2 separate regions of the Homo sapiens genome follow, and region 1 is linked to region 2. Evidence: chromatin loops called from intact Hi-C (ENCODE). Cell type or tissue: B cell. All regions are shown on one strand. Links, peaks and the distances in the headings refer to the core of each region. The heading gives the core; the rest is flanking DNA.

Evidence for each region. A loop is a pair of places that touch in the nucleus more often than their neighbours do. Peaks named below come from ENCODE experiments on the same cell type or tissue, not always from the same donor. Only the 100,000 strongest peaks of a DNase experiment are listed, where the experiment ranks them.
Region 1: it touches region 2 in a loop (2.6-fold over the local background); 4 of 110 quality-filtered maps call a loop at or near these places.

Annotation. Positions count from the first base shown.
Region 1 is chr2:37,617,166-37,633,064 of GRCh38, forward strand. No RefSeq gene overlaps it. Among named protein-coding and RNA genes, the nearest start is that of CDC42EP3, 47 kb to the right of the region's middle. RefSeq lists enhancers at 8,021-8,290, 11,770-12,969, 12,432-12,521, 12,532-12,581. In B cell, for the core only: no CTCF peak of the experiment used is centred there; DNase peaks (open chromatin) are centred at 5,526, 7,516 and 9,196; H3K27ac peaks cover 2,704 bases.
Region 2 is chr2:37,547,615-37,563,513 of GRCh38, forward strand. It overlaps LINC03063 (long intergenic non-protein coding RNA 3063), which reads left to right and starts at 14,872. Exons shown (of 2, transcript NR_187223.1): 1 at 14,872-15,005. RefSeq lists an enhancer at 11,175-11,224 and cis regulatory regions at 13,903-14,499, 14,657-15,015. In B cell, for the core only: no CTCF peak of the experiment used is centred there; DNase peaks (open chromatin) are centred at 8,047 and 11,217; H3K4me3 peaks cover 692 bases; H3K27ac peaks cover 1,401 bases; H3K27me3 peaks cover 1,126 bases.

The DNA of each region.
Region 1 (15,899 bases), core at 3,319-11,318, 69 kb after region 2:
ATCTCATCTTGAATTGTAATCCCCATAAGCCCCATGTGTCAAGGGAGAGACCAGGTGAAGGTAACTGAATCATGCGGGTGGTTTTCCCCATGCGGTTCTCGTGATGGTGAGTGAGTTCTTACGAGATCTGATGGTTTTGTAAGGGACTCTTCCTCCTTTGCTAGGCACTTCTCCTTCTTGCCACCTTGTGAAGAAGGTGTCTTGCTTTCTCTTCGCTTTCTACCATGATTGTAAGTTTCCTGAAGGCTCCCCAGCCATGCTGAACGGTGAGTCAATTAAACTTCTTTCCTTTATAAAATTTCCCAGTCTCGGGCAGTTCTTTATAGCAGTGTGAGAATGGAATAATACGTGCATCGAAGGGCAATTCACGTCCTTTCTCTCCTGGGTTGGATTTCTGGAGCTAAACTCAGGTTTGCAGGAGTTAGCATTACTTCTTCACCATGGAAAAGAAAAACAAGGACAGGTGGTTGCATAAAGGACCCAGTGATTAAATCGAAAGCACCTGTGAAAACTCAAAGTCAATATTTTCTTTAAAGGAAGGGAGTGTACACAATCATGGTTGTTTAAGTTAGCTACCATAGCAGAAATGACCTGAATATCAATGATTGGCTTCAGCTGCTCAGCACGTCCTTCGGGTCGAAAAGTTGGGCAGTGGCCTCTGCCAACTTGTTTTTAATGAGATATCCTAATATTTTGAACAACATTGCTATGCTTCTATTTCTACCTTAATGAAAACAATGATATCACTTATACTTATTAAGCACTAGCCATGCATCCAGCACAGAACTAAATATTTATATGGATTATCTTGATTAAACTCCTCACAATAACCCTATGAAGTAGCTGCTATTTTCACGAATAGATGATAAAACAGAGGCTTAGAGACAATCTGCCCACAGTCATATAGTTTGTAATTGAGTCAACCCATGGCTGTTGTGACTCCAAAGTCCATGCTCTTACTTAGTATTGCCTGCCTGTCTTCATCAGTTGGGTAGAAGGTAACTTCTAAGTTTGTGTGTGTGTTGGTGGCAGGGGTTGGTGTTTTTTTTTTTTTTTCCCTTCCCAGGTGTTTGTTATCACAATGATTTTCACAATTCCATGTCCTGTTCCTGTGCTCTCTGTGGTGTTGACTGCATCAGTGGGAGCTTAGCTGGGGCACCTGAGTTCTCCTCCAGGTGTCCTCTGTGAGTGGTGTCTCATCCTCCAGGGCATCTCCACATGGCTTCTCTCCAGCAGAACAGCCTAGTCTTCCTCACAACATGGCAGCTGGGATCCAAGAGGGAGCTTAACCAAGAAAACAAACCCCTTTTCCAATTGCTTATATTAAGCCTCGCTTGCTAAAGTCTCATTGGCCAAATCAAGTCACATGATCAAGCCCAGATTCAACGCAGGAGAGAACTTTACCAGGGGTAAATATCAGGAAGTGTCATTCATTGGCGAAGCCACAGTAGAACAGTCTATCTCATTAGTAATAATAGTAATGATATCTTTCATATATTGAGCACTTACCATGTGCTAGTCAGTGTGTTATAGGCTTTACAAAATTATTTTAATCATCATAGTAACCCAACCTATCAGCTTGGTTTTATTCCCATGTTATAGGAGAGGAAACTGAAGCTCAGACTAACCTGATAAAATGACAAGAGTGAATTCAAACACTGATCATTCTAAGTTCCCGATCCAAGAGATAGAAATATGGTATACAGAAAATGAAAAAAAATTTTTTTTTCGTATAATGATAGCCCTTGGAATTCATAAGGAAAAAAATAAAGGTACTAGTCAATGACTTTAATGCTCAGTAGGTAGCATGTTTAGGGGCCTTCCTGCCTCAAGACTAATTCTCTTGTATTTGCAGCCAGCCTTTCTAATTCTGGTATTTTGAATGGAGAACAGTCAATAAACAAAATTGGGTATAATTAGGCTAATCAAAATGTGAAATAATATAGTGTAACTTTTCTTTTAATCAGCCTCTTGTTTTATTCTTTGGCTAAATGAGCTGGTCTTTCCTCTGGCTGTGTTTTCAAAAAGTTCTGCTCCAAACCATTTGGCAAGCAGTGAGCTGGAGAAAGAACGAAGGGGAAGGGTCTATACCCTATAATGATGCAGATTTCAAAACATAGCTTGGATTTTTGGAAAATCCCTTCATGAGCATGAAAAATACAACAACTATGTTCAGATGCTTTTGCCAGCTGAAAACCACCATGACACTTGAGATCAGTTGCAAACGTTCTCTCCTTCCCCACCAGCACCCAGGGCTGTGGTCCAGGCAGTGAACACAGTGTTTGGCCTGTCCCAGGCCTAAGGGTGTATGAAGTGTGGGCATTGTTGGGTGAGCTTGGCTGGGAGGGCAGTGCCTCAATGCAAGGGAATCATGTGGAAAGATTCATGGAAATTTATATTAAAATATGATACCTCCAAAAATAATTTCTTGCAAGCAGCAAGAATTAACGCATTGTGAAACAAACAGAGCTTTCACTATTAACTTCAGGGAAGAAAAAAAGGGAGGGTGGCTGGCTCAGTGGAAAATATCGGCTGTAAGCTGTGATTTTTTTTTTCTTGCCTTTCCCATGCTAGATGGCACTAATTGAAGAGCTCAGTTGTTTGGGGAGGGGGTTTTTGGAGGAATGTAACATGATCACGTGATTTTTGGTGCATCGTGGGGTCCCTATTTTATTTTCACTGTTAACTCCACCATTGTTTTGGTCTTTGAGGTAATTTTAAATTTTAAGCTGATTGCATGATTTTTCTGGAAGTCAACACTCGGAGAAAAGGCTGATTTGGAGGGCCTGCAGAAGTGCTGGGGTGGGTGTTGACAGATCTGAGTGACATTTGCATGGTATTTCCCTGTGTCACCCCACCCCTGCCACCCTTAATCACCCTAGTGGCAGTGGTTTAATGACACAGAGATCCTGGAAAAGAGTGTTTCTCAACCAGTTTCTTTCAAAGGGAAGCCATGGAGGAAGGAGCCATTTTATCTGAGCAAACAGCAAATTCTTACAGGAGCTTGTAATGGCTGTCCATTCTCCCACTCCACCCCCCAAAATAGAACTTGTGGTGTGAAATGAGGACAGCAAATGATTCATATGTAGATGGGTTTATAATTCATTCTAGAAATAAAGCTGAGCCTGTAAATGACATTCCAGGAAAAATAAGAAAGAATGAGTGGCTTTAAGGGTACACCAGACTGCTTAGGCCAAAATTAAAATATTTGGTAGACTTAAAATAATTATATTTATTTTTTTGAAAGGTAATATGTAATTAAAATTTCCTCTGTGGAATAGTCACTTAAAATAGGTTTGTAGTATTCATATTGTGAATTTATGGAGGGATTGTATGCTTTGATCTCATCAATGGTTCTATAAAGAAGCTTTGACATGTAATGTTGATAGTGACAGAACAGAGGCTCAGATTCTGTCACTTTCCAAAGGTCACACAGGTTGTAAGTGACTTAAACTTGGAAATTGTGTCTCTAAAGCTCATTCTCTTTTCATTAAGTTATACAGCATCTCACTCTATAAGGCTGTGTAATGATGACAGTCATGGACCTGCTCACTCATGATCTGGGTGGTGAAGAGTTTTGGATTTAGAATTAGAAGAGGTAATTGGATTAGATTAGAGTCTCACCTGATGTTACTTAGCTGGGTGACTTGAAGCACATCACTAAAATTGTCTGAACCTCAATTTCATTATCCGTAAATTTGAAGGAGATATCATTTATTTATAGAGTTAAGACCAAAAATCGTAAGTGTAAAAGTTCTCTGAAGATGGTACAGTGCTCTACCATGATATACTATTTCTTAGGTACAAGCTATTATTTATTAGGCACAGCAACAGACTAGGAGCTAGGAGAAATTCAGAAGTCTTTTTTATAGCCTGCCTGACAACCTCTTTAATTATTTTCCATCTGCTCAAGAAGCTCCAAGCCCTGGCCACACTGAACTTTTTAATTTATCCTTTACACGATTTGCTCTCTCATATCTCTGTGCTCGTGCGTAACACCCCTCTCCTATGATCTCCTATGCATCTTTCAGAGGCTCTTTTCAGCTCTATTGGTAGTTTTCCTCTTCTAGGTGCCTATGCATTTTGTTCACAACTCTTATGGCATTTCCTACAGTGTGTTATAATTCATCTGTTTATATATATGCTTCTGCTCCTTCCTAAGCTATAAGCTTCTCAAGGAGACATGCTGCCATCTGTATTAAGTGTGCCTGGTACATAGTGGACATCCAAAGGCTTGCTCAATGAATGCATGACTAGAGGTGTAAGAATTACTGTCCTGATCCTCATACACATTACAACCTAATCGAGGATCATGACAAATAGACATGAAACACTAGCAAAATAAACAGGAAAAAGGATTCTGTGATGTAGGTGCAAACCCTTAGCATTGCATAAATTCAGAGGAGCAGGAGACCTTTGAAAGCTAAAGGAATCAGGGAAAGTTTCTGTATGTGGAATTGCTTAATGATAAGTGATGAATGGGGAAATCATTAAACCCACCAGAATTCCTTCAGGGAGAAAATCCTGTTAATTTGGAAGGTACGTAGATGCTAAATACTCAAGGGATCTGCTTCGGGGCAAAGCTGTACCATAAGAGGAAGAGCATTTAGCTATTGTTCTAAGAGATAAGGATGAGGAAAGGGAGAGTGGAGGTGGATTGAAGATGATGGCTGAAGACCACACACCCAGCAAATCTCAATGACATTGACTAAATCCTGAAGTGCTTGAACTGAATGGATTTTTTTAAAAAAGGAAACAATGAATGGACTCAAATTATCCATTCCTTGTGAATATAGGAACGTGGAAACAAAGAGGGAACCAAGGCACAGCTATTCAGAGAATACGAGATGGCCTTCTCAGGGTTCAAAGAGATAGATTTGGGGTTTGGGCCAGGTTTAACCAAATCTCTCAGGATTGCAGCTGAGGAGCAAAGAAAAGGGGAAGCTGATATCTGGATGACAATATCCAAATGAGTTGCATCTCCAAAGCAGAGAATTGGCCATGGGTCTTAAGGAATCATCCAAGTTAAAGCAAAATAATACTTCAGCCCTCTATATAAACATTCCTGTAGCCACTGCCCCCTAGACCTATAGTTTATAAATCTCAGTCTACCCAGTATGCTGATGGAGGAAAAGCTTTCACCTAAACACCGACCGTGTGAGTTGTTCATAATACTAAATTCATTTAACTTACAGAACTATATTTCAAAATGTTATTTTTCTGACATAATTGTTCGTTTTTAAATGAATTGATGGCTTTTGATGTCTTTACGTGGCAAAATTAAAATGTGTCAACTTCGTGTTCATTTTCTAAATTTCTTAGAGATTTTATTGGTCTATAAAATCCAAAATTTGAAGAACCACCTCTTTTAATATGACCCATAGTATCATTTCAGTTAGCTAATTTGCTCTGAATTAAATGGCAGATTTATTTTCAGTTCCTGAATTCATTACTGGTGGTCATGGTTGGTGTGGTTTATTAAGGCAATTCCTTTTCGAGTCACATCATTCGTAGCCTCTTCAAATTAAAATTTGTGAACAGGTATACTGCCACAGGTACCCTGAAGGCTGTCTGCATATGAACAGGGTTTGGTTTTGTAGTCAATATGCCATTCAACAAGATGAACCCCACAGTTAGTAAAAACAATAGCTTGCATTGTATTATTACAAAGCAGTGTTTGTGTAATGATTACATATTTTCACTTACATAATTATGAAATGTACAAGTGTGACTGCTGCACAGTAATTAGTCACAAATGGCACACATTTCATGTAAATGGCTGCAATTCCTGTGACTCTTCCTATTGGGGCTAGCTTCATGAGCGTGTGACCTATCTAGTCCCACAGGGTCCCCTTGCTCAAGAGGGCCCCATGTTTGGTTTAATGTGCTGTGGCTGCTGTCTTGAAATTGTTCATAATTTTTGACAAGGGGACCCACCCCACATTTCCCCTTTACACTGAGCCCTCCAAATTACATGGCCATATCCAACTGCTATTGCAAAGATTCAAGCTGGGCTGGGAGGTAGAAATAGAAGGACCAGGTAGAGAGGCAGGGAGCAAGACTGAATCCTTTTAGTCATCTCAGGAGCCTCTGCCTCCAATCCAACAAGAAGGGCTTCTCCTGTTACTTAGAAAGTCTTGGCTCTTTTATTCAACTGGAACAAGGAAGAAGAATTAGCTTTTCAGAAAATAAAAAGTTTTGGTTAGGTCACAGTAAGGGGGAGCTGGGGAGATGCTATGGTTTTGATATGTCCCCAGATTTCATGTGTTGGAAACTTAATCTCCAAATTTGTATGTTGATTGGAGATGGGGCCTTTTGGAAGTAATTAGGATTAGATAAGGTCATCAGGGTTGGAGTCCCCATGATGGGACTGGTAGCTTAATAGGAAGAGGAAGAGAGATCTGAGCTGGCATGCTCTTGCCCTCTCACCATGTAATGGTGAGAAATCAATGTCTTTTCTTTATAAATTACTCAGTCTGTGGTATTTTGTTATAGCAACAGAACATGAACTAAGACAGATAATTGATACTGAGGAGATGGGCTATTGCTAGTAAGAAATACCTGAAAATGTGGAAGCAGCTTTGGAAGTGGGTAATACATAGAGGCTAGGCTCTGAGAATAACTCACAGTGGTCAAGTGGCCTAGGAGGTGCCTTCAGGGAGACCAGAAGCACTTGATGGGATAAATAGTGGTCATAAGATAGGCAGTGTAAACTACCTCACTCTTCCCCACTCTTCCGTAGCATCTGCTGTGAAGATACTGTTTCTTATGGTTTTGTTAGTGGATTTCTTTGTGGAGCTCAAAGTTCTGAACCCAGGTTGATTCAACGTGAAAATAAACATTGATCGTGCAGGCTCAAGGAGCCAGAAGACAGGGGTCGGGGGATGGAAGGCGGGACAGTGGGCAATTGGGCTCAGAGTGATGTGTCCTCAGTGAGAATTCCAGTTTTGCCATAATCTTCCCTGTGAAGTTCTGAGAATGAGTGTACAATGCCATAATGTCCTGGACTATGGTGGGGATGGTGGGTGTTCCCCACACTTGAGCAGAACGAAGCCTGTGTAAGCTGTGAAACTGTCAGCTTTGGAGATTAGTCATCCTTGCTCAGACCCTATAAAGCTTTTGCATTAGTTAGGCTGATGTTTCACTTTTAACTCATATAATAGGCTTCAGACACTTGGAAATAGTGCTTTTATCATTAGGTATGTTGCCATTTTTATTTTTTCAAGTTTCTCGCTCTCTCTCTCACCACATAAGTACACTTAAAGCTTTACCCTTGCTATGAGGTTAACCTAAGGCAGAGGGTATGTTGCCAGCTATAGGCCAAAAGTCTGGGTAGGCATGCGAGAAAGAAATATTTTGGTAGCAATATAGCTTAGGAAGTCAATATTTTTTAACATAAGTGACAGCAAATATTTACAAATTCAGGCTACTGTGGGTGTTCAGATTCTGAGTGAAAAGCAATCTCATGCACTGATATTTACTTTGAATATGTTCTCCTTTTTTCAGCACCCATGACTAATTCCCCTTTTCACAGGGTGAAGAGCAAGTTGGCTCTTGATCTAGCCAGAAAAAAAAAAAAAGGTTTTCTTATACTTCTGGTAGTAGGCATGTGGTTAGAATACAGGAGTAAGAAAACAAATGTGACTCTTAAAATTATAGTACACATTAATAAACGAACTAAACATCTAAATGTTGCTAAAGTGACTGAATCACAGATCCACTGTTTCTTACTCTGGTTTTTGCTAGAGGGGCAATGAACATGTAAATTGAGGGTACAATGCAGCAAATGAACTAAATTAGAGACTTTATTTGAGTATTGTTGATGCCGGGAGAGATGAGAAAAATAAGACAAACCTTGCCTTCAAGGAACTTATATTTGTGAGGAAAATACATCAACAAAGCAAAGTCAAGTAATCATAAAAATATGAACGGCTCTTTAACAGTAGAAGGGAGGGAGAAAGCTGAGCGTGGTTAATTTATACATGGAATGTATGAAGTTGTTTCAGAGAGGCAAGAAATTATTTGCCTCTCTGAGTCTTCCTGGAAACAGTCTCCCTGGAGGAGGTAGATTTGAGTATTGAAAGGAGCATTCTAGGCAGGCAGAAGGCATGAGTGGAATCACAGAGGTGGTGAAAGATCCATGAGAGTGAGATGAGTAAGCCAGGCTGGCTGATGTGAGGTTTTGGGATGGTGAATAATTGGAGACTGTGCTGGAAATAGCTAGTGCATTGGACTCCAGAGGGTCTTAATTGGTGGGACAGGAGCTTCTGCATGCACCATGAAAGACCTGCTCTGACACAGTGAAAATCTCTGCATCTCCCTTTCCCACTGAGTCATCTTAGGCTTCCCTCTCTGCTTTTCCCTTGAAGCCAGGAGTCCATTCCCAGTGGGCAGGCCCATCCTTCCTGAAATCCAGCACAAGATGAGGCCTGGTAGGTGAGTGTGCAGGGCCATGGTGCAGACTCCTCCAAGCTCATCATTACTCCAGCTTGGTCAGGGTCTGTTTGGAAAATGGAGTGGTGACATCCTCTTGCCTCAGGATGTGTGGAAGCTCCTTCCATGTATACAGTAGAAACAGAGCATCTCTGATCCTTTATTACCCCCAGAACCCACTCTCCTGGCTCCTGGCCGAAGGGCCTGAGAAGCAATTGTAAAATTGGGAGCTTGCCCAAAGGACCAGTACTATATAAAGATTCATTTCAAACCCTGAGCAAGGCGTTACGGATGCAGACCTGATAATGAGCCATTATGAGAAAATGAAAAGCACAGACTTTGTGGTGGTGCCCTCAGAGCTAAGTAATTCTGGAGAGTAATTATGAAGCAGAAGAATGATTATACAAACTGCAGACTAAACATTTAGGCCCTGTGTGTGAGGCCAGCTGACAAAGCAGAGGTAATTAATAGGCAGTTACAATGTGGAAGATTCTGGAAAGTAGAGTTCTGTTGTCTGAAATTTAGTCTGACAGAGGAATATTAGCAAGATAAATGTATTTGGACCAAGCACTCCCGAGAGGAAGGGCATGCTCAAATTGTTTCTGTAAAAAGTCTCTGGCGGTGTTTGGCTCCCTTCTGCGTCCTTCATGAAACAGTTCTCCTTGAGTATTACGGTTGGCAAGCATGTGGGTGGGGGAGATGTCACACGCACCCGCTCCAGCTGTACAAGCAAGCCACTGCGAGGATTAGACGCTTGTTAGTTATGAACTTAGGTGTCTGGTCTGTTTCTTTGCCTTTCAAAGGCACTTCCTGGCAGAGAGGTACAATGGTGCTTTGCAGGAAACCCTGTGCCCACAGCATCTGTTCTGCAGCTTGGCAGACCGCAGCTGGCCCTGAGCATGGCCTACTAATTCTCTGGGTCAGGTGTGGCTGTGGTGAGATGGATCTCAGCCAGGTAAGACCCTCTAATCTCTGTTTTCTTTCTCCTGCCATAGATACACTGATGATTGGAGGGTATGACAGGAATTCTTGCCTGCCTTTGGGTCGTGAGGGAAACAGAGACAGCGTAATGGCTTTTTGGAGTGCCAGGAGCAGAGTCCCCAGAGTTCATTCTTAGAAAACTATGAAGCTGTTCTTTGAACTCCAACTTTTTCTCCTATATTCATTCAGGGCTCTTTCCTCTACAACCCCCTCATTCTTGCTGTTGATAGATGCCTCTTTCCTACTCTCTAAATGTCCAATTTTATCTTCCTTTGGAATGCCATCAAATTCTTCCTCCCTTTTTCTGTACCCCACCTCCAAAAATAATCCCAACACCCACCTCGTCAGAGTGTCCATTTATTTCCTCAGGGCTAATCCCAGAAGGAGCATACAAGTTGGTGAACTCATACTAATATGTGAATGATTGTTGCCCTTGGATGGTTAGAAAATCAAGGTAGTTGTCCACTGTAGAAGATTGTTTAAAGCCAAGTGGTTAAGAATATTCTATATCCTTCCTTTTGCATATATTATCTCGTTCATCCTTGTGAAGCAGATAATCTCACCATCTCAATGTACAGAAAAGGAAACTGAGGCTCAGAACATTTTGAGTAGCCTACTTAAATAGTCTAGGCAGAGATTGAACCCCCACGTCTCTGGCCCCAAGAGGTCTTGATAATTCCCTCACAACTGCTGCCTAACAGCAGATAAAATATATTTGGATTCTTCTCACCTTTAAGAAAACCTAGTAAGTTAATCTCTAAAAATCAGCAATCTGCTCAGGGGATACAGGGAGAACTAGGACTATTGTCCCAAATGTGTAGTCATATTTATCTGCTTACCAAATGACCATGTGTTGAATCCCTGAAAACCATGGGAGAAATACCAATTAAAAAAAAAATCAGAGTTCTGTGACTTCTTCTTTACTAGGTTTCCCTAAAATTATGTTTTACTACAAAACCCTGAGTATAGACCACATGCTACGAGATGATCCGTGATATCTCTTAGCCCAGTTATAACAACTTACAGTTTTCCTTTTTTTTTTCTAATTGAATACAATGTTCCCAATTATATTAGTTATAAAAGATAATTGCAAAAACCATGCCTGGTCATTTAAAGTCATCTTCTTCTTGAACCAGTTGGTTCCATCTGGTCTTCTGGATGAAAGAAGTGGAAGACACTGAGCTGAGTTCTGCCCTCCAGTGAGCTTTGTTCTCCAGAAGTTACTTTCTATGATGCCAAACCCACACATCTGGTGAGAAGCAGATGAGGAAGTTTCCCTTGGGATAACCCAACTGGAGGTGATTCACATCACTCAAGGGTGATGCCATAGTCAGAAAAGGAAACTTGACTTAGGCAGAAAAGGAATTGTTGTCTCTCATAACCAAACCATGGGAGCATAGGGTTGTGGCTGGACCTTAGGAATAATCTGGATGAGGAGTCAATGATCCTAAGCCTTTGTCTCCCCATCCCTGGCCTCTGCTTTTCTGTACTTGTTGATTTCATTTTGTCTGACAGACATCCTCCTGACAGCTGAAAACAAGACCAGCAGAAGCAACCAACCCTCACTGCTCACAGCTTGGGCCCAGTGCTCAGCCCCAGGACCAGCTGACACTGATAGTAGCTGTTTTAAACCACAGGAATAAAATGGAGGAAAAATCATCTTCCAAAGACGAGAAATGCTGCTCACAAAAGAAAGGTGCTGTGTAGATTCCCAGTAAACAATATTATCTATAAATGACTCTGGGAATCACTAATAAGTGATGATGAAGCTGATTATGCATTATATAAATGTTTAGATTTGAAAAAAATTGATTTATAGCATATAAAATCCCATTATTTTATATTACTGAAATAGGAATATGAAGGAATGGAAACATTTTATTTTAAAAACATAAAGTTACACTAAGACATTAGCTCCTTTGACTCACATATTTCAAAAACAATGACGGTTTTCAGTGGAAAATAATGCTAAGAAGTTCTGAAAATAACAGTAATAAGGAAGAATTTGAGTAATGAAACATTTATTCACTCATTTTCCTTCAAGTATGTACAATATAGCTATAAAATAATTAGACTAAAAAATGGCAGGCACAGCAGAACCTTAAACCAACAAATTTAAAGTATAGACATTTTGTTGGTATAATAAGAGCATTAATATGTATTGAATGTTTACCAAGTGCAGGTAACTATTATAAAACCTTTATTGGCATGATCTGAATTAGTTCTCAAAACAAATAGTTGGCAAACTAAGGCCTGTGGGCCAAACTCGGCCCACCTTCTATTTTTGTACAGAGTTTTATTGGAACACAGCAACACTCATTCAATTATGCATTGTCTATGGCTACTTTTATGCTACAGAATTGAGCTGTAGTGGCAGAGACTGTATGGACTACAGAGCCTGAAGAATTTGCCATCTGGCCCTTTACAGAAGAAGTTAGTTGATCCCTGCAAAACAATCCAATGGAGTAGGTACTGTTATTTCTGCTTTACCCCAAGGTCACAGAATGGTAGTTGTCAGGGTAGTGATTCAAATCCTGAACTGTCTGACTATAAAGTCTATCATCTTTTTAGATAGATTTATAGCACAGAGCACAGGCCCTAGAGTCAGACTGTTTGGGTTCAGATCAGATTCTACCATCTAGTAACTGCATATTGGACAGTTTGCTTAACTGCCCTGTACCTCGGATTCCTCCATAACTCTTCCCATTGGTAATAGATGTGGCTGGTCATCCTTCGTGTCAGTACAGGCCTTGGACCCGGGGTGTCTGTCCTAGGCCCTGCATCTCAGGGCCTCCCATGCTTTGGAGTGCCTCCTTCAACATTCTCAAAGTTTCTCTGGGAACAGCTGGAGTAGCAGTGCCATCTGGGCAGGGTACCCTGAGCTGGGACCAGTAAGTATCCTAGTCCCCATTTCTGCCCTTTGGATTGCTCTTTGATCTCTACTTCCCAGCCCTCATGTGGGGCTGATCTGATGCCCCAAGGAGCTCCAGGACTCATATCTGTGGGTTTATTTTGGGATCCTTGACCTGGCCCTGATTCCGGGTGGGTGACCAGATGAGCCACTGCTCCCCAGAATAGCCCAGTTTTTCTTGTTGAGTCACCAGGCAAGTGCAGACATGTTGATTTTGATGACTCTCACTTACGTAAAACCCATACGTTCAGGGCTCTGAGGTTCTCATGGCCCACTGCTGGCCCTTGACTAGAGCCATATGTGGGGTCCATGTGTCAGGTCTCACCTCTCCATGTCTGAATAAATAGTGGCTTCCATTCTACAGCACCCCAAGGTAGTAAAGGTGGTGTCACTTACCCTCTCCCCTGTACCCCTCCCATCACTAGCACCAGGAAAGTCAAACCCCATCGCTGAGCATTCCTCCAGAGCATTGTCTGTCCCCAAAGAACATTTGACACTTGTTCTGCAATGTTAGCAGACCCTCCTGCTTGAGGCCCTCCAATCGATGTGTTGCCTGTGTCAATGTGTTGACATGAACCCTCTGTGCTTAAGCCATGTTGGGGAGACGTGGACATTTCTTGTACAAATAGGACCACTCTTCTTTTTCTACCCATGGGTTTCCCCCACCTCCCCATGGTGAAAGTGTGTGGAAGGCAAAGGTGCTGTCAACATTAAAAGAAATCACATTCTAGGAATGCAGGAATTACCGTAGGGAGTTCAAGAGAAGATATGGTCAGAAAATATGCTCTTCTATATTTATGCTATAAAATTTCAAACAGTGAATTTAACATTCTCAGAAAATGAATTAACATTCACATTTTCCTGCATATTCTGGGCAAGACTTGACTTTGTGGTCATCATCTCCAAAACACAGTAACCGCCCTCCCTTGAGAGCATCAGTGGAAGCCAGGATTCATGGGTGGCAGCAGGGATGACACAACATCATGATTGATGATATAACCAGCATTAAATAAATGATATTAAGGAAATCCAGAGGCTAGAAAAGCTGTTATTTCAATACAAACAAATGCTGAAGAGCCAGTGTTGTAATAACAGCATTGCAACCCTTTTCTCCCAGTGAGACATGTGGAATTAGCACATCTAACAATAAAAAACACAAAGAGGATTCTGGCATCTGCACAGAAAGTGATGGTGCCTAGACACTATGAAAAAATCTTCCCTTGCACTGATTGAACAATAAGCAAATACAAAAATACCTGTTCTTTACCCATTATTCTAAATCTTCATTGATAAATCATGACTCAGATAGGCCTACGAATTTTGTAAAACATTAAATCAAATTCCTTATACAGACAGGGACTTGGCAGAAAATATTTTCCAGGGACACATACCATAAAGATGCCCTGCTTGGTATTACCTCATTTTCTTTTCTATGAAGTCACTCTTGCTTTCACTTGCAGTTTCTCCTGTCTTTCTTCACGTTGGTGCTTTCCCATGTTTTTTTTTTTTTTCTCGTTTAGGGTGTTCTTTCCTTCTTTTCAAAAATCACTTTATGCTTTGTAATATTTGTAGCCCTCAACTTCTTTCCAAGCAGGTAATTTTGCCTTTCTCTCTGTCTCTTTGGTCATCTGCCTGTCTTAGCCTTTCAGACATTCTCACACTGTAATACACACATGCACGTGCACACACACACTCTATACATATACACTATGCACATATCATATATACACACAACTGATAAACATTTTGTTTTAACGTACAAGCAGCATGTTTACACAGAATTTGTCCTTGGCTTTAGTAACTATACTCACCAAATAGAGGGCTACATATGTGATACAGGAGAGTCAGTCCAGGATTACTTGCTTTCATTCTCAATCTTGTCTGGATAATCAGGTTACAGTATGCTAAGGACATCAAGATGCCCAGAATGGCACAAGTGGAAATTCTTTTAGATGCCTTGTTGTGCGCTCTTGAGTGTCTGTGGTTAGAACTTGATTCTTTACTGGCCTATGGATCAAGTGTCCTGTGGTTTGTGACAGCTGCAGCATTGGATGAGATAACTGGGGGTGCCAGGCATAATTCATCCCCGTATGTCCACATTCTGACTATAGAAAGCTATTGACCTAAAATAACATTTTATATCATTTAAAAATATTTGGGTAGCCTAAGATCCATTTTTTTGTTTTGGATCAGGAGGTACTACATCCAATTTTTACATGTCGTACCTCTTTGTTTTCACAGATAATTTATATTTCTTTATCTCTGACACTATTTGGCTGTCCTAGAAATAGCTGATGACACCAATTAGGAGATACGCTCAGTCACTGATGACGTCCTATCCTATTATGTGTTCATGCACAGCAGGGCAGGGTATCTGAAATGCATTTGCTTTAGCACATTTAGATAATGTGTGGGAAAGGTGACAGGTTTTTATTTTCTTTTTTGCCAATTTGTACATTAGTGTCTCTTAAGTGGCAGATTAAAAATTTCTTAAAGCACTAACACTGATTAAAAATGTTTGTTTAGGCTTGTTCAGAACTCTTAAGTGCTTGCAGGAGCCAAATCACATTCTCGTCCTTTAAGCAAACAACATTTTAAAAGCCTATAATGGCTGTATCTTATTGAAGCAAATGATAATAACTTTCTATAGGGCTATTTTCTTTTATAAGGTAAATAACTAAAACTTGTAAATATGGAAAAATAATCCAGATCCATAGACATATTTGTAAGTATATATTTCTTAAAAATGTTTCAGTCCTATTAGTCTCTATCATTTTAATACACTGGCAAAATATATAGTACTTTGTTCTTTTCTCAAAACTCTTTTTCAGAATTTATGGCATTTCTTGTACCTGGTAAAGACTACTGATAAGCCATTTCTTGTGGACTAATAAAAAAAATTAGTTTTTGGTAAGCATTAATTTTAGTCTCTGCTTTTTATCTGTTTATTCATTCTTTCATCCTTCATTCAGCAATAGCTTCTGTGCTGGGCTGGGAGTCAGGTTGGAGGAATGTGCCCTCTCACCAGGAGGATGGACTTGATTGTATCACTGTGGGGGACCCACTGAATAGTGGGACCTCTGCAAAGTGCAGTGCAGCCCAAGAGGAGAGAACAACTGATTCTAACACAGGCTTCACAGAGAAGGTGACAGAGGTTTTAACGGGTTAGTAAAAAAGGAGTTCATGCAAAGACAGAAAGGCTGAAAAGACGGGTATTTGGGGAGTTCTGCAATGGTAAATGAGGGGGAAGCTAAATGTGTGTGGCTGGTGGCATAAGTAACGTGGGATGTGTAGATTGAGGCCAGAAGGCGAAGGGACTTGAGTGCCATTTTCAAGACTTTGTTTGGACTTTGTCTCCTAGCTATGGAGACCTCATAAGGACCTTTAGTCAGGGTGGTGACTTAAGAGTGGGCACTATTGGAATCAGAGGCTCTTACAATAACTGTGAGAGGGAATAAGGACTTAAGGCAAAGACCTTCTTTGTGATTATAGACAAATTTATTATGCAATACAATAGATAAAAAAGATTAATGCATAAGTCTTCATAGCCCCTCTTCCTCTTCTTCCCCATACC
Region 2 (15,899 bases), core at 4,167-12,166:
TTTTGCTCCAGTTCCTAATAAGTTCCTCATCTCCATCTGAGGCCACCTCAGCCTGAACCTTATTGTTCATATCACTATCAGCATTTTTGTCAAAGCTGTTCAACGAGTCTCTAGGAAGTTCCAAACTTTCCCACATTTTCCTGTCTTCTGAGCCCTCCAAACTGTTCCAGTCTCTGCCTGTTACCCAGTTCCAAAGTCACTCCCACATTTTTGGGCATCTTTTCAGCAGTGCCCCACTCTACTGGTACCAATTTACCATTTTAGTCCGTTTTCATGCTGCTGATAAAGACATTCCCGAGACTGGCAATTTACAAAAGAAGGAGATTTATTGGACTTATGGTTCCATGTGGCTGGGAAGGCCTCACAGTCATGGTGGAAGGTGAAAGACACGTTTCACATGGCAGCAGACAAGAGAAAAGAGAGCTTGTGCAGAGGAACTCCTCTTTTTAAAACCATCAGATCTCATGAGACTTATTCACTATCATGAGAATAGCATGGGAAAGGCTTGCCCCCATGATTCAATTACCTCCCACCAAGTCCCTCCCACAACACGTGGGAATTCAAGATGAGATTTGGGTGGGGACACAGCCAAACCATATCACCAATACTAGTTAATGGAAAGGACCTGTGTCTTTGAACAGGGCAAAGGGTTCTGGGAGCCAGTTGGCTGCGATTTGTAACCAGGAACAAGAGGAAAAGAATCCAAGGGAGAAGAGCTGCTGGGGCAGCAACAGAGAACTGAGCCCAGCTGAGAAAGGAAAAAATGCCAGAGTCCTCCTGTGCCTCCCCTCTAATTCTCCTCTGCCACACTTGGGATGGGCTCAGTATCTCCAAGTTCAGTGCTCAAGCAGACTGAGATGCCAGTTTCCAGTTCTGGCAGGTTCTCCCAGTCCAAACCCCCATCACATTTCCTGGGTGATGAAGGCTGAAGGACAAGGGAGGGGACAGCCTCAGCACTTCCCCCAAGCCATCTGCCACTTGCTCGAGCTTCTCTCATTATCTGCTGGGTAGAGATGAGGGGCAAACTGAGGTGGGGCCGATCTGCCTCTCTGTATACCCTAGAGGATGAATCTGGACCTTCAAAGTTGATTGTTCTCTGTAGAAAGTAAGGTCGTTAGCACTTCTTGGTACTTACTCAGCTTTAGGCCTAAGTTATGGATTTTAAAATAGCAGTTACATCCCATTCAACATCCTATTACAAAAATATCAGAGCAAAAGCTGAAATTCTCCTTCTTCACACATACTCCCCAATCTTACCTCCTTTACTTAACTTTCTTTTCTAAAAAGCTTTGAAAGAACTAAACAATGCAGAAAGTAACATAGCAGGCACTGTTGTACCAATTACCCACTACTACTCAGAATGACCAAATGTAGCATATTTTCCCATTTTCTCCCAATGTTCAAAATAAAAGGAATATAACATTATAGAGAAAGTTGAAATCTCTTTGTTCATCCCAAACCGCGTCATATACCTCTTCCTGAAGGTAATTACTGTCATGAAGTTGCTATGTATCCTTTATTTTTTTAACTATGCATTAATTAACCAGCAAACCGTACATATCATTTATTTATATAAGTTATATGCTATGTGTTTTGTTCTGCAAATTTATTTTTACTCGTTGCCATGCTTTTGAGATCTTTGTTAATTAAAAAACCTCATTCATTTTAACTTCTATGTAGTAATCTATTGTATTAATATTCCAAATTTTGTTTAAGTGTTCCCTTTTGATGGACAATTAGATTATTTGTAATTATCATTGTTACTGTTATAAGCAAAGGTACAGTGAACATATTTATCTACATGACCCTGAACACACATGCGAGATTTCCTCTAGGACATACAGCTAAAAGAGAAATTATTTGGCCAGATACATGGCCAATTGATTTCTATATTTCAGTAGAAAACTTGTCTTGAATAGGAGTTGTGTGTGTGTGTGTCCTATTTCCACATGACCCATCTGGGTCCCCTGTGGTGAATAAGGTCTCCCACTGGTGACTTGAGGTTCTCCTGCAGATCCTATTTGTGAGCCATTGGGCATCTTAGCTCAATTCATGGTGGGCTGACTGTCCATGTTTCCTTCAGCCACCCTGGACGGCAGCTGTGTGCCGGGTGAGTTAGAGGATGAATTGCAGCTCTATAATGATCTGTTTTCATTATCAGAGGAGTCCTTCTCAACTCTCGTTTCTCGCTGACTGCTTCTCCTTTCCATAGCCTGACTTGAGTTCTTGCCTGCTTTGACCATGAGAACTGAAAATTGAGGACTAGTAAGTATAAGCCCTTCCTGGGGCTCCTATCACATGGCATGTGCCCATTGGAATGGTAAAATTGAGGACAAATGTAAAACAAAACAAAACAACAAAACAAAACAAAACAAAACCTTTCTCCAGCACTAACAGCTGGTGGGCTTAAGAATTATTCAGGTTAAGTTGAATTGACTTCAAGTTTGAGCTGACTTGGTCTGTGAAGTTGTATGGACTTCTAATCACCAGAAATCCTCAGCTCTGCCTCAGTCTAAAATTACCGAGTCCCTTCCTTTGAGTCAAGAAGATAAGTCAAACTATTCTAGAAAAGCCACCATCCCTCTAGGACCTCATGTATTAATGTAGGGTATGGGCTGGGCTGCTGACTCAAACAATATATTCCTCTCCTGTGCAATAAGGCAAGTGGAAGCTTTTCCCCATGGGTTAATCCAGTCACATAATTTCTTCTATTGCATCCTCCCCTCACCACCTCTGTGGAGCACCAAGTCTCTATTCCAGCTCACACACACAGGAAATGGCAAAAAAAGAAGTGGGGAGTGAAAGCTTTCTTTGAAAAATGAGATGTGAAAGTTGCACATATCTCTTCTGCTTCTATCTGTTTGCCAAAATTTAGTTATAAGGCCACCCCTTCATGCAAGGGATGCTGTGAAATGTACATTTAGCTGGGTAGCAACTGTCCTGCTAAAATCCAGTGGGAAGAGTGCTCCCTTATTAAAACGAAGAAGGGGAAAACGTATCTTGGGAATATTTAGCAATCTCTGCCTCATCTGGCACTATATTTTGATACCTGCACAGGTAAGAAAAATCCACTCACGTAATACGAAGTCAAACCATAACCTATCTACATATTTAGATCTATCTATCTACAACTATCTATAGTTCATCAATTCTAACACACGTTTTACACCATAGCAGCTCAGCTCTCAAACTGGAATGTCTCTTCACAGTTGATGGTGTCTTATGGTCTCTGCCAGCCAGAAAGCAGTAATGGTGTGGTTGTCATTGCCTGCACATTCATAAACTTAGCCATTTAAAGGATAAGCTCTCCACAGGTGCGAAAAAACCCCAAACATTTAAGACCATTTGAGAAAGGAATGTGAGTGTTGGCCTTGCCTTGTAATCTTCTGTTGACACCTGAAAAAAATCAAGGATGTTCCAGCATCAAAAGTTGCAGAATGGGTGTCAGCTTCTTGGAAGAAAATTCCAGAGAAAAGAGAGGAATCCTCAGAAGAAATGCATCACCAATGCTCTTGATAGCATGAGGAACAGAAATACACAGAAAAATTATAAACTTTAATGATTCTGAGTTGAAAAATAAATTATAAGACTTTGAATGTAGATATGTAGAATTCTCTATTTAGTGTATGTTTTAGCATGATATATGCTAAAAGTCTATTCTAAATAAGCCCAAAAGAGCTTTAAGCAATATGAAAACATCGAGGCTATCAAAATATTATCCCAAACTTGGAAATAGACAAGAGAGATTTATTTTTAGTGCAGTGCTAGGTTTGATTTTCTATTTGGCTATTTTATAATTTTATAGAGGTAGAGTTTAGATTGTAGATTTAGTCCAGTAGAAATGCAAATCATTTCTATCCCATGAAATGGATAAGCCCAATGATATGGCTATAGCTTTGTCTGATATTAATCAGATTTTTGCTTTGTTTTCTTCAAATTTAACCCAACAATCTAGTAAATCACCTATATATACACCCAACTTCTCAAATCCCATTTGGACTCGTTTAATATTATGCTTGTTCTCTTAATAATTAGCAAGTTGAATAAAATCTTTGATGTGCTTACTTTAAGTTTGCATGAGAGTTTTCTTCTTCCTTTAACAAATCATAGGACACTTGGCAGCATTTCTTTAGTGATGCAGAAAATAATGGCATGACTTGCAATTGATGGCATGCTAAGTTCGATGGATTATGGTATTGCTGCTGCCTCAATTTCTATTTCATCAGCAAGCTAGTGAAAAGGAAATTAGGGTGACCAAATCACAAATGTTGTAGGCATGACATCTCAAAATGTTTTGATGAAGCTTTAGTCTGGAAACACTCTGCAATAGGCATATGTCATTATTTTGCCTGCTCAGCATCAGAAATGCATTCCTTTGTTTCGGGAATTTCCTATCTGTGATATCTTATGGCACATTGAGATGCTTTCCCACTGCTGAAGCTAACCGTGGCAGATACTTGCTTCCCCAGCCTCCTTTGAAGCTGAGACATAGATATGTTTACACCATCCTGGACTATAAATTAGAAACTGGTGCCTCAGTCAAGCAGGTTCTTCAGGGAATCCTCTCTAGGGGTGGCACTAGCTGTCACAGACAGAGTTCTTAGGGTGGCCATCGCTGAAGCGGGAGCACTGGGCAAGTGCCTAGGGTGGGTAGTGGAGGCAGCATCAGTTTTTGGCCTGAGTTGATCTGAGTCCTCTGAGGTTGTGTGGCCTCTCAATTTGCTTCTCCAGCTACCTTGTAAATGCTGTGAGCCACTCAATCTCCTTTAATAGCTTCTCAATCTTCTTTAATCAGTGAGAGTCATTTGCATGAAACAGAAAACACCAATGGAACAGATATTGAGACTCGGAGAGTCGACAGGAAGCAGTGCTTCATGAGTAAATTTGGTTTTCTACCTGCCCAGTTGTTTTGATGACTCACACTAATTGTATTTGAGATGACAGATATTTTAAAATTTAATGTAGATAAAGGAGCCCAAAGACCTAGAGAGATAGGAATGTTGTAGAGAATTTATCATGGCAACCTGTTTTGCTATTCCCCAACTATGGCCCTCAAGCTGGCCTGCAAGGCACTCCCTTTGCCAAAGCTTTGAGGGCCATCCTAGAACCTTTAAAAAACACTGCAGCGGGGGAATCAGAGATAGTTAATGTAGCCTGGTTGGGGCTAAAGACAGTGAAAAAACACTGGTTTCCTAGAGTTTTCTCCTGGTTCTCTAACTCTTCCTCTCCTTGATAATTGCTCTCTGGAGGCTGGTGATACAGGTGAAAGATGCTATCTTTGAAATGGCTTCTTGGTCTCAAAAGGGATATCAGGATCCCCATGGTACTGGCCTTGAACTAACGGATGATTCCTGGGGACTTGGAATGCTGCTGTACTTCCCTTAGTCAAGGAGTAAGGATTTCTTTGGTTGTGTAATAAGTGGAATTTTTAGTCAAGTGCACCCCATAGTAGGCACAGGGGAGGGGAGAAGGGGAGAGTCTAGTTCTTTAGGGTATAACTGGATTAGGAGTAGTCAACATCTGGCAGAATTTCTACATCAGCTCCCTGACCTATGGTAAGAGCCACTATGGTAGGAAGGGCCAATGAAAAACCTCTGAAACTCCTCCACAGAAAAATTATAAATCAAAAGGGATATTGGACCCCTAGGGAAATAGCATGAGTTTACGTGGTTGTCCAGCCTTCCCGACAATTCTTAAGCTGCCCGGTATCCTTTTTAAAAATTCTTGTTCTGCTGAAATCCTCTGAAGCCAGTTTCATTTGCAGTGCCCTGATACTGCTATATGATTATTTTGCCAATGAATTGTATAATTAAACATAAGAAAAAAAGAAGTTTTATTCTTGGCAGTTGTTATATCAAAGTTAGGTAACTTCACTTTGAACAGAGAAAACTAGCTCCTGTGATAAAATAGTCATGAGCTTCTGCAGGCACTTAGCAGTTTAAGAAGTAGCCAAGAGACGGATTGGACACCACCAACATATTTTACTTATTTGAACAATATGTGTGCACACCCACTTATTGGACCACAGGCAAAAGCCCTGAGGTTTGGTCAAAATCAGAATGCTACATTATGATGGAACAAGAATCTGGGGAAACATAAACAAATCCAAAATCTCTAGGATTGCCCGACTACAAACAAATACTCGAGCTTTACGCTGCCACTCCTGGAAAAATAATAACTGGCTTCTAATAGGCAAATAGTTCTAGGAAGAACAGACATTTGGAAGACACAATTTGCAGAGAGACCAGCAGGCATATATTTAGGGAACCATAAAAGCCTCTCTATAATAAATGCAGTTTAATTTTTTCAAAAGGCAAAATCAAATTATGCTAAAAGAATTAAGATAAAGTCTCTTGCTGCAGAAAAGACACTGTTTATCTTTGCTTGTATGATATTAATTTATATATTCCTGGGTAAAAGCAAAAATTGAGCTACAGAGGTTTTTGGTTAGTTTCTTTGGCTTGTTCGTTTGTTTTAAATCAGTCACCAGCAATTATAGATTCTTTCATATTCACACATTTGTTCATCCAACAGTTTTTTTCAGTGCCTGTCTGTGCTGGGCTCAGGGAAAGCGTGGGATAGGCTGGCATATGAGAAAAACATGGTAAATTTGGGCAACTAAAAGCAGCCGTTGGAGCACAGGAAACATAAAGGGCTACAGATAAGCAAGGATCAGATGATAAAATCCTTTGAGATGGCATTAGAGAAACCTGACATTATACAGTGCACAATGGAAAGACATTACAATCCTTTAATTAAGACATGGATGCAATCAGGTTTGGCTTTTAGAAAGATCACAGCTGCCACATGGAGAATGCCACATGGAGAACTGGAGGGTTCAGGAGTAGGTGCACCCATGTTGCAGGAGCTTAGGAGAAGGAATGGAGGCAATAATTGGAAGGATTCAAGACAAATGTAGGCAGTGAAATTAACAGGAATTTGTTAAGTAAGTATGTGTGTATGGGGGGAGGTATGAGGCCAGATTCTGACTTGAGAAATAAGATTGTTGGTGGTACCAATCTCAATTATAAATTACACAAGAAAAACAGAGTTGGGAGTGGTGTAAATGATGAGTTTGGTGTGTTTTATTCCAAGTGCTTGTGGCACATGAAGGTTGAAATATCCAAAAGGCTGCTGGATACATAAATCACAAAGAAGAGATCTGAGCTGAAGACATGGCCTCTGAAATCATCAGCATCATCCCACTAGTGGCTGAAACCAAGGGTTGATGGGAGAATAGCAAAGCACATAGAAGAGGACCTTGAGGAACAATAAACATAAGGGCTGTGGCTAGAAAGAGGGGACCATAAAGATGACTGAGAATCAGTCAGAACCAGAGATGTCATGGAGGCCGAGGAAAGAGACTTGCAGGAAGGGGTGGGTAACAAGTAAGTTACAGACTGAGAAGTAGCCAATGAATCGAGCAATTAGGCTCTTTTCTGTGAGTTGTTTCTGGGGAAGAGAGTTATGCTGCCTATCATAACAAGGCAGTGTTTCTTCTCCTTTTCTTTCTCCTCTACCATCTCTTCTTTCTCCTTCATCTTTTTCTTCCTCTTCATTCCCTTCTCCTAACCCTCCCCTCCTCCTTACTCTTCTTCGCAGACCCCCCAAATTCTTAAGACCAATGGGAAGTTTAAAAATTCAACTATGTAATTCACATCCTATAGTTGCTTTTGGTGGAAACACTTTCTCTAATATATTCAAGACAGACTTTCTCATCTAAGATAATTTGCCCTGTCATCTGTAGGTGATTATTTGTTCTAGGGACAGAAGAGCTCCTGAATAACAGGAGTATTGGTAGGGAAAGAAAGAAGTCTGTTGCAGTGTTCTAAATGTGGGAGTTGGGGGGGATTCAGACATCAGGTTTCGGGAATAAAGAGTATTTGAGTGTTGATCTGAGAAAGAAGAGGTGAGAGGAAATAGAGGAGATGAGATTAAGAGCCAGGCAACTGAACACGTGCAAAAGGAGGGTGAATGTGCAGAAGTCTAGATCTTGAGAGCAGGGGAGGAAGTTAAGTTTTGAGGTTGCTAGAGCAGAAACACTTGAGCAATAGATGCCAGGCTGGCGGCCGTGGTTGGGTAGAAACCAAAGACCCATGGGCTTTTGCTCCCTGAGGGCACTGACTAAAACTTCTCTCCTCTCACCTAGTTTCTCTTTGATCTTTGCTGTTTGGACTATCCACTACCTCATTTTCAATTTGTTTATTCACTTATTTATTCAAAAAATGCTTGTTGAACGTTTATACGCATTAAGAAGTGGTTGTTGAACATTCACTACGCATTAAGTAGCAGATATACAGATGGAAACATGGCATCCTTGGCCTCAAGCTATGCTGTTTAAAGTAGAAATTGGAAGACCCATGAACAAGCCTTCCCTCTGACTGTGAAAAGTGGTATAGGGGAATTCAGTATAAGTTCTGTGGAGATCCTCAACAGGAGGACACCTATGTCTTTCTGGGCCATCAGAGAAGCCTTCAGAGAGGAATGAACTTCTGTGGATCCTTCTTCACAGTTTCAGGTGCCTCTTACTTTGAGTAGCGTCTGGGATGCCCTTGCCTGGAGAAATGATCTCTCCTGTCTGCTGCTTTCTTTGTCTTACTGAGGCTTTAGGGATTATGTCTCTTGGAATTTTTATGTTGATTTTTTGACCTCTCATTCAGATCTCTCATTTTGGTATTTTGTTCTAGTTCTCTATTAGCAGGTTGCAAGTTTTGGATTAGATGATGTCTGCTCTACACCTACTTCTTGGGTTATTCCATCTCAGGAACTCATTACTTCACAACCAGAGAATGCATATTTCATCGTTTTAAGTTTGTTTCATACTCGTGGTGGTGGTGGGGAATTCTAACCTCCTTGTCTCTGGCCAAACCTAATGACATTGATGATAAAGGACTTGGAAATAATAAATGAAATACGGTCACTCTGTGGACCAGGATAATGTTCTCCTAGGAATGTCTTCCTCAGTTACACACAACAAGAATCTGGCTCTTAGAACTTCAAAATTAAACATCCAAGTCTACTGATAATGGAGCATTTTAAGTTAGAGGAAATAGTATTCTTGGAAACTAACCAAAATAGTTAGAAAATAAAATGGGTTTAGTAGGTGCTTTCAAAGGGTGTACTACAGACATTAGTATAAATGAGCTTGGACAAAAATCCCCTGTCTCTGGTATATGTATGTCACTCCACACTATCCCTTTCTTTCTCGACAAGGAGATTTTGTTATAGAATCTGCCTAATGAGAAAATCAGAAAAAGAAAAGGTGATGTTCTCATTTCAAAACAAAGCTTAAAAATTATATCAATGCATTAACAGAAAGATATGTTAGTGTACTTTAATAGATTTTATGTGATTCATTCACAGCTATGATTTTATTGTGAAACTGATTTCTTCATAAACTGGGTTCCTATGCAGTTTTTCCCAGGAAAATGAAAATGGATGATCAAAATGATAAATACTATAAATTAGTGACAGCCTTCTGGGTAATCAAAAGATTATTTTAAACGTGTAGAAAATGCTAAAATGGGTCTTTTCATCTCTCAATTTCAAGTGAGGCAACAATATGATAGACATTAGACACCAAAGTGGGTGTGAAACAGATTGTCATATGCAGACTTTACAAAAGGAATGCTCAAAGAACAGTTTCATAACTTTGAAACTCTTGAGTGCTTAATTTACTTTGAGAATATAAAAGTGTAAAGAAAGAGGAGACACGCGGGGACATTATCAGCTGATTTTCTGGGGAGAGAATTATGGCTGTCTGTGAGTTTCCACCTCTCTTCCCTACAGGAAAAGAGGGGTGTGGAGGGGCTGTCTTCTAATGTCAGGTTGCAGGAGAGGGAATTTCACGAGGTCATTTGGCAAGTTTTCTGTATACTCCCTTGCAGGGAACTGCAGTTGGAGGGGTCAGGGACTGGTGCCTGGGAAAGCTAAGGAGGCCAGTGGCAGCTAGAAGGAGGTGGTCACTTTGTCTCAGCATTTGTCAGTAGGCGGTAAACACAAATGTTTCCTGTGGACCAGATGTAGAGAGAGATGAGTCCAAACTGTTTTAAGTCTGTGATAGGCAGCTTTCAAAAATGGCCTACCATGATTCCTGTCTTCTGTTATTCATGCCCTTGTGCAATCTCCTCCCTTGGAGTGTACGCTGGACCTAGTGGCTTCTTTCTAATCAAGAGAATATGATAAAAGTGATGGGATGTCTCTTTCATGGTTAGGTTACAAAAGACTGTGATTTCTGTCTTGCTGGGCACTCTATTCCCTTCTCAGCTTGCATGCTTTGGTGAAGCAAGCTGCCATGTTGGAGAGGACTACCTGGCAAAGAACTGAGGGTGACCTCCAGCCAAAAGCCAGGAGGAGCTAAGGCCCTCTGTCCAGAAGTCTGTGAGGAGCTGAATCCTGATATCAACTATGTGAGTGAACTGGGAAGCAGCTCCTTTTCAGTTCAGCCTTGTGATGACTGTGGCCCCAGCTTTGTAAGAGACCCTGAAGCGGAGGACGTATCTAAGCCAGGCCTAGATTCTTGGCCTATAGAAACTGTGAGATAATAAGTGTGGATTGTTTTATTTAATTAATTAATTTATTTGTTTATTGAGACATGGTCTTGCCCTGTCACTCAAACTGGAGTGCAGTGGCACAATCATGGCTCACTATAGCCTTGATCTCCCAGGCTCAAGTGATCCTCCCACCTCAGCCTACTGAGTAGCTGGGACTATAGGCATGTACCACCATACCCAGCTAATTTTAATTTTTTTAAAATATAGTACTAGAAATGAGACCCTGATCTGTTGCCCAGGCTGGTCTCAAACTCCCAGCCTCAAGAGATCCTCCTGCCTTGGCCTTCCAAAGTGTTGGGATTACAGGGATGAGCCACTGGGCCTGGCTGATTGTTTTAAGCCTTAAGTATTAATAGTATGGTAATTTGTTATCCAGCCATAGCTAACGAATACAAATTCCTATCCAAAAGGACACCCTGGGGAATGAGGAAGCTTTAACGGTAAGAGTCTGTGTAGAGTGGACAACTCAATAACCAGTACAGAGTGGGAAACAGCAGCGAGGGGGACAGAACATGTCACTCATGTCAAGGAAGCCCAGCAGAGGAGCCTCTGATGAGCTCTTAGAGGCACCCATGAGAGAAATGATGGATTGTAACATGTATCAGGCCCAAAAAGAGCAAAGCCATAAGCAAAGAAGACTTCCCTTGGCCCTCTTTCCCTTCCTTCATCCCTCATACCACTCTCAGAGGGGCTGAGGCTCTGGTCAGCAAAGAAGAAACAAAGAGGAAGTGAGTAGGTGGCAACCACACCCCTGGGCCCTTCTACAAGTGGTCTGCTTAAAGCAGCTCCCAGATGAGGAAGGAAAGAAGATTTTGCTCTAACTTCAGTTTAGATATTAATATTTGGGGCTAGCCAATTTCTGCTTGTGAATTGAGCTTGCCTTTTGTGACTTAAAATGACCAGAAAAGCCAGCGCTTTCTTTCAGGTACTGAGGAAAATCATCCCCACTGAGGATATATTTAAAGTTGTGTTTTGATATATCACCAACTGTGTTGTTTGACATGCTGGTTACAAATATATTTTAAGTCTTTGAAAATTGGTAGATTAGTTATTCTGTCTATAGCAATGTTCCTAACTATGTCATTCCATTTTCCAATAATTTTAGGCAATAATTTACTATATTATTCTTTATTTTGTTTCTGTACCAGGAACATACCAGAATTCTTTAAAGTTCAGGATACAATCTCTTGGGATTTTTAACATAATGTTTACAAATTAAAATCTGGATGAATGTGTGCACAGAGGTTGTTTAAAGCAGTGAAACTTCTCTGTATGATGCTATAATGATGGATACAAGTAATTATAAATTTTTCAAAACCCACAAACTGTACAATACCAAGAGTGAACCCCAGTGAAAATTATGGGCTTTGGGTGATAATTGATGCAGGTCTATCAGTTGTAATAAATGTACCACTCTGGTGTAGGGTTTTGATAGGCTGTGCATGTGTGGGGGCAGGGAGTATATGTGGACTGTCTGTGCTTTCTGCTCAGTTTTGCTGTAAACCTAAAACTGCTCTAAAAAATAAAGCCATAGCTGAGCATAGTGGCTCCAGCCTGTAATACCAGCACTTTGGGAGGCTGACATGGGTGGGTCGCTTGAGCCTAGGAGTTCCAGACCAGCTTCAGCAACATGGTGAATCCCTGTCTCTACAAAAAATTAAAAAAAATTAGCCAGGCATGGTGGCTTGTGCCTGTAGTCCCAGCTACTCAGGAGGCTGAGGTGGGAGGATCTCTTGAGTCTGGGAGTTTGAGGCTGCAGTGAGCCACGATCACACCACTGTACTCCAGCCTGGGTGATAGAGCGAAACCTTGTCTCAAAACAAAATTAAAATATAAAATAAAATAAAACCATAAAAATAAATTAAGATCGCTCCCTTCTTGGCTGTATATGGGATGTTATTAAATATGTAATAAATTTGTAATATCCTTAGAGAACAAAGAGAAAGAAGCTTATCTTACTATTGAGTTTATTTGGATTCAGCAATGAAAGTAAAGAGAATTGAAATCTCTGAGGGGGAGTACTTAGGAAAAAGTAAACAGAACATAACTAGCCTGACAAAATAGAGGAGAAAAGAGAAAACATTTACACAGTTACAGATGGCATCTTTTAATTAGGTGAAGTGGTAAGCCAGCCCAATGCATTCTCTGTCCTCCTCTGCTCTGTGCCCCAAGAGACTGGCCTCACTGGACTCTATTGCCAAGATCCCTTGCACTTTGGTTTGCAGTTGGATTTGGCTAGTGGAGGAAGGTCACATGGCCACTTGTTGTCACACCCCCTTGCCCTGGCACTGTCTTAAGAGCAGCCATGTTCCTCTATGGTCACAGAGTCTGGAGGGCTTTCTTCTTCTATGGTGGCTGCTCTTACCAAGCTCTGATAATATTATTTCCTGTCCCCTGCCTCTTTAGGCCTAGTGATAGTAGTGGCTTCTTGCCGCTGGTAGTTTTTGGGTTCCTCAACACCCGCCGTGGTTCCCTTAATCCTGGCCACACCTCTGTGAAGGATCCCACCACTAAAAATGTCCTTCAAAATCCCAGCTGAATGTGCTGTTTCTTTCCTGCCAGGATCCTCATTGACACACGAAGGAGCCAATTACGTTACTGAAAGATCCAGAAACTGCAATGAAATAACCTAATCTGGTTAATAGTTTTATTATGTAGAAAGTATTTGCTTTCTACATCTATCCACGTCTTAGAATTATACGACCTGCTTACTTTTGCTTTTTGTATTATTTGACAGCAAGTGCTCCTGTAACCTTCTTTCAAGACCTTTTGATTAGAGGAGATTATTTTCAGTTTTTTGCCAGAGTGGACTCTGAACCATTCTTTCCTTATTGGACTCTTGTCGAGCTGACACTTGCTGTACACATTCCACAAAGGCCTTGAACCTGGCCTCTGACCTCCTGAGATCCTTGGCAGTGGCTACTTTTGTTCCACCTGCACCTAACCATGCCATGTCGGGGGGATTTTATGCTTTGAAGTCTGGATTCAGCAACTCTAAGCTGGCTGTAGGAAATTAATTATATGGAAATAAAGTTGAAACCACAAAATCACCTGCTAACCAAAATTTGCTAAAATGAAATTTCCTTAAAACACCAGTGTTAATTCATTCCTCAGATGCATGCCAGGTGTGACAAATGAATCCTCTATGCTGTGGAGGTTGACAGATTCAGACTTTATGGAAAGAGGAACTATAGCCAATCCCAAACCTGGGTCCTTTCCAGAAAAGAAAGCTGTGCCTTCTGGCACAAGACCAAATTACCCAACCTGGGATCTGTTTGTAGGATTTTGTCTTATTAATTTTTATGGCATTTTGCCTAAAACAAAGGGCACACACAAAAAATCTGTATTTGGTTGATGTTTCAGATGAATGGAAGTTTAAATTAATAGATTAAAATCCATCCTTAGAATTCTAACACCGTCAAGATGTGGCTGGTTAATAGGTAATTTAATGTAGCTAAAAGAATAAAACTTGTTTAAAAACAGGAGGCTCTATTTTCCAAAACAAATTTTGGTGGTCACTAGTGTTAGTTACGAATTTTATCTCTCTTCTTCAGGATTGCATTTCCTGCCTCTTTGAGATTAGGCATGGCCACATGGCTTGCTTTGGCCAATGAAACGTGAGAGAAAGTGTCAGGTGTCAGTCCTGGGTGAAAACTTTATGCATGAGTGTGCTATGAGTCACACTTTCTTTCTTTCTTTCTGATGTTATATCCAGAAAGGCTTGTGATAGTGGCTACTGCATTGGCCTGAATCCCTGAGTAAGGGCCAGGGAAGTAGAGTCCCTGTCAACCCGAGGTGATCATGTAGCATGAATGAGCAATATAGCTTTGTTGTTTGAGGCCAGTGAAATTCTGGGATTATTTTTCCCCCATGTAACTGAGCCCATGCAGGAGTGACAAGTTCCTGATAACCTCATGCTAAAACACAAAAAGAATAGTCTCACAAAAATACTACATGAGGAATACAGTAGTCCCCCCTCATCTCTGGGGGATACATTCCAAGACCCCCTGTGAATGCTTGAAACATGGATAGTACCCAACCCTGTATATGCTATGTTTTTTTCCTATACATACCTACCTATGATAAAGTTTAATTTATAAATTAGGCACAGAGATGAAAAACTAATAAAATACAACAATTATAACAGTATGCTACCATAATCACTCTTGTGCTTTGGGGCCATTATTGAGTAAAATAAGGGTTCCTCAAGACAAGCACTGCAGTACAGTGACAGTTGATCTGATAATCTAGATGGCTACAAAGTGACTAATGGGTGGGGAGGCAGACAGCACGGATCCCCTGAACAAAGGGATGATTCACATCCTTGGTGGGACGGAGCAGGAAGGCTGGAGATTTCATCAAGCTACTCACAGCAGCATGCCATTTAAAATTCATGAATTATTTATTTCTGGAATTTTCCGTTTAATATTTTTGGACCACAATTGACCTCAGGTAACTGAAACTATGGGTAAGGGGGCCTACTATATTATATTTGGGAGTTGCATTTCTGATCAAGGACTAAGCAGCAAATAAACCTAACAATCATACATATGACCTGTAGGTGTTATAGAGAAACAATTTTACTTTAGAGTAGATATATTTATAAAATAGAAATTCAACAGCTATAAAATTTCATTATAATTTAAAAGTCTTTTTTATTTTTTTGAGACAGAGTCTCACTTTGTAACCCAGGCTGGAGTGCAGTGGTACGATCTCAGCTCACTGCAACCTCCACCTCCCGGGTTCAAGTGATTCTCCTGCCTCAGCCTCCTGAGTACCTGGGATTACAGGCATGCGCCATCACAACCAGCTAACTTTTGTATTTTTAGTAGAGATGGGGTTTCACTATGTTGGCCGGGCTGTTCTCGAACTGCTGACCTCAAGTGATCCAGCCACCTCGGCCTCCCAAAGTGCTGGGATTACAGGTATGAGCCACCATGTCAGGACATAATTTAAAATAGTCTTATGCAATGCACACTGATTCTGTAAGAAACCCCAACTATGCTGTGTCATTAGTTTTACCTTCCATAAATAATAGAATTTTAGAAACTTGATTTTGTTGTTGTTGTTTCTTTTTGTTGTTTGCCTTCCTTTCCTGAGCTTTGAGGAGCTCTGGTGGAGAGCAGGGAATGGAGGTGGCAGGAGGGGAAATGAGTTGATGCCTTTTTTATCTTATGACAAATATTCCTGCTAGGTTCTAAAATCATTCAAACTACTCTCAAAATTGCATTTGTCTGTTTCAAGAAGTCATGGCATCCAAATAGTTGAAGACCTCTTTGAGTATTTTCATTCTGCACACTTGTAGGGCGGGGATTCTTGAGTTGGATTTGTCTGGTCCACTTTCTT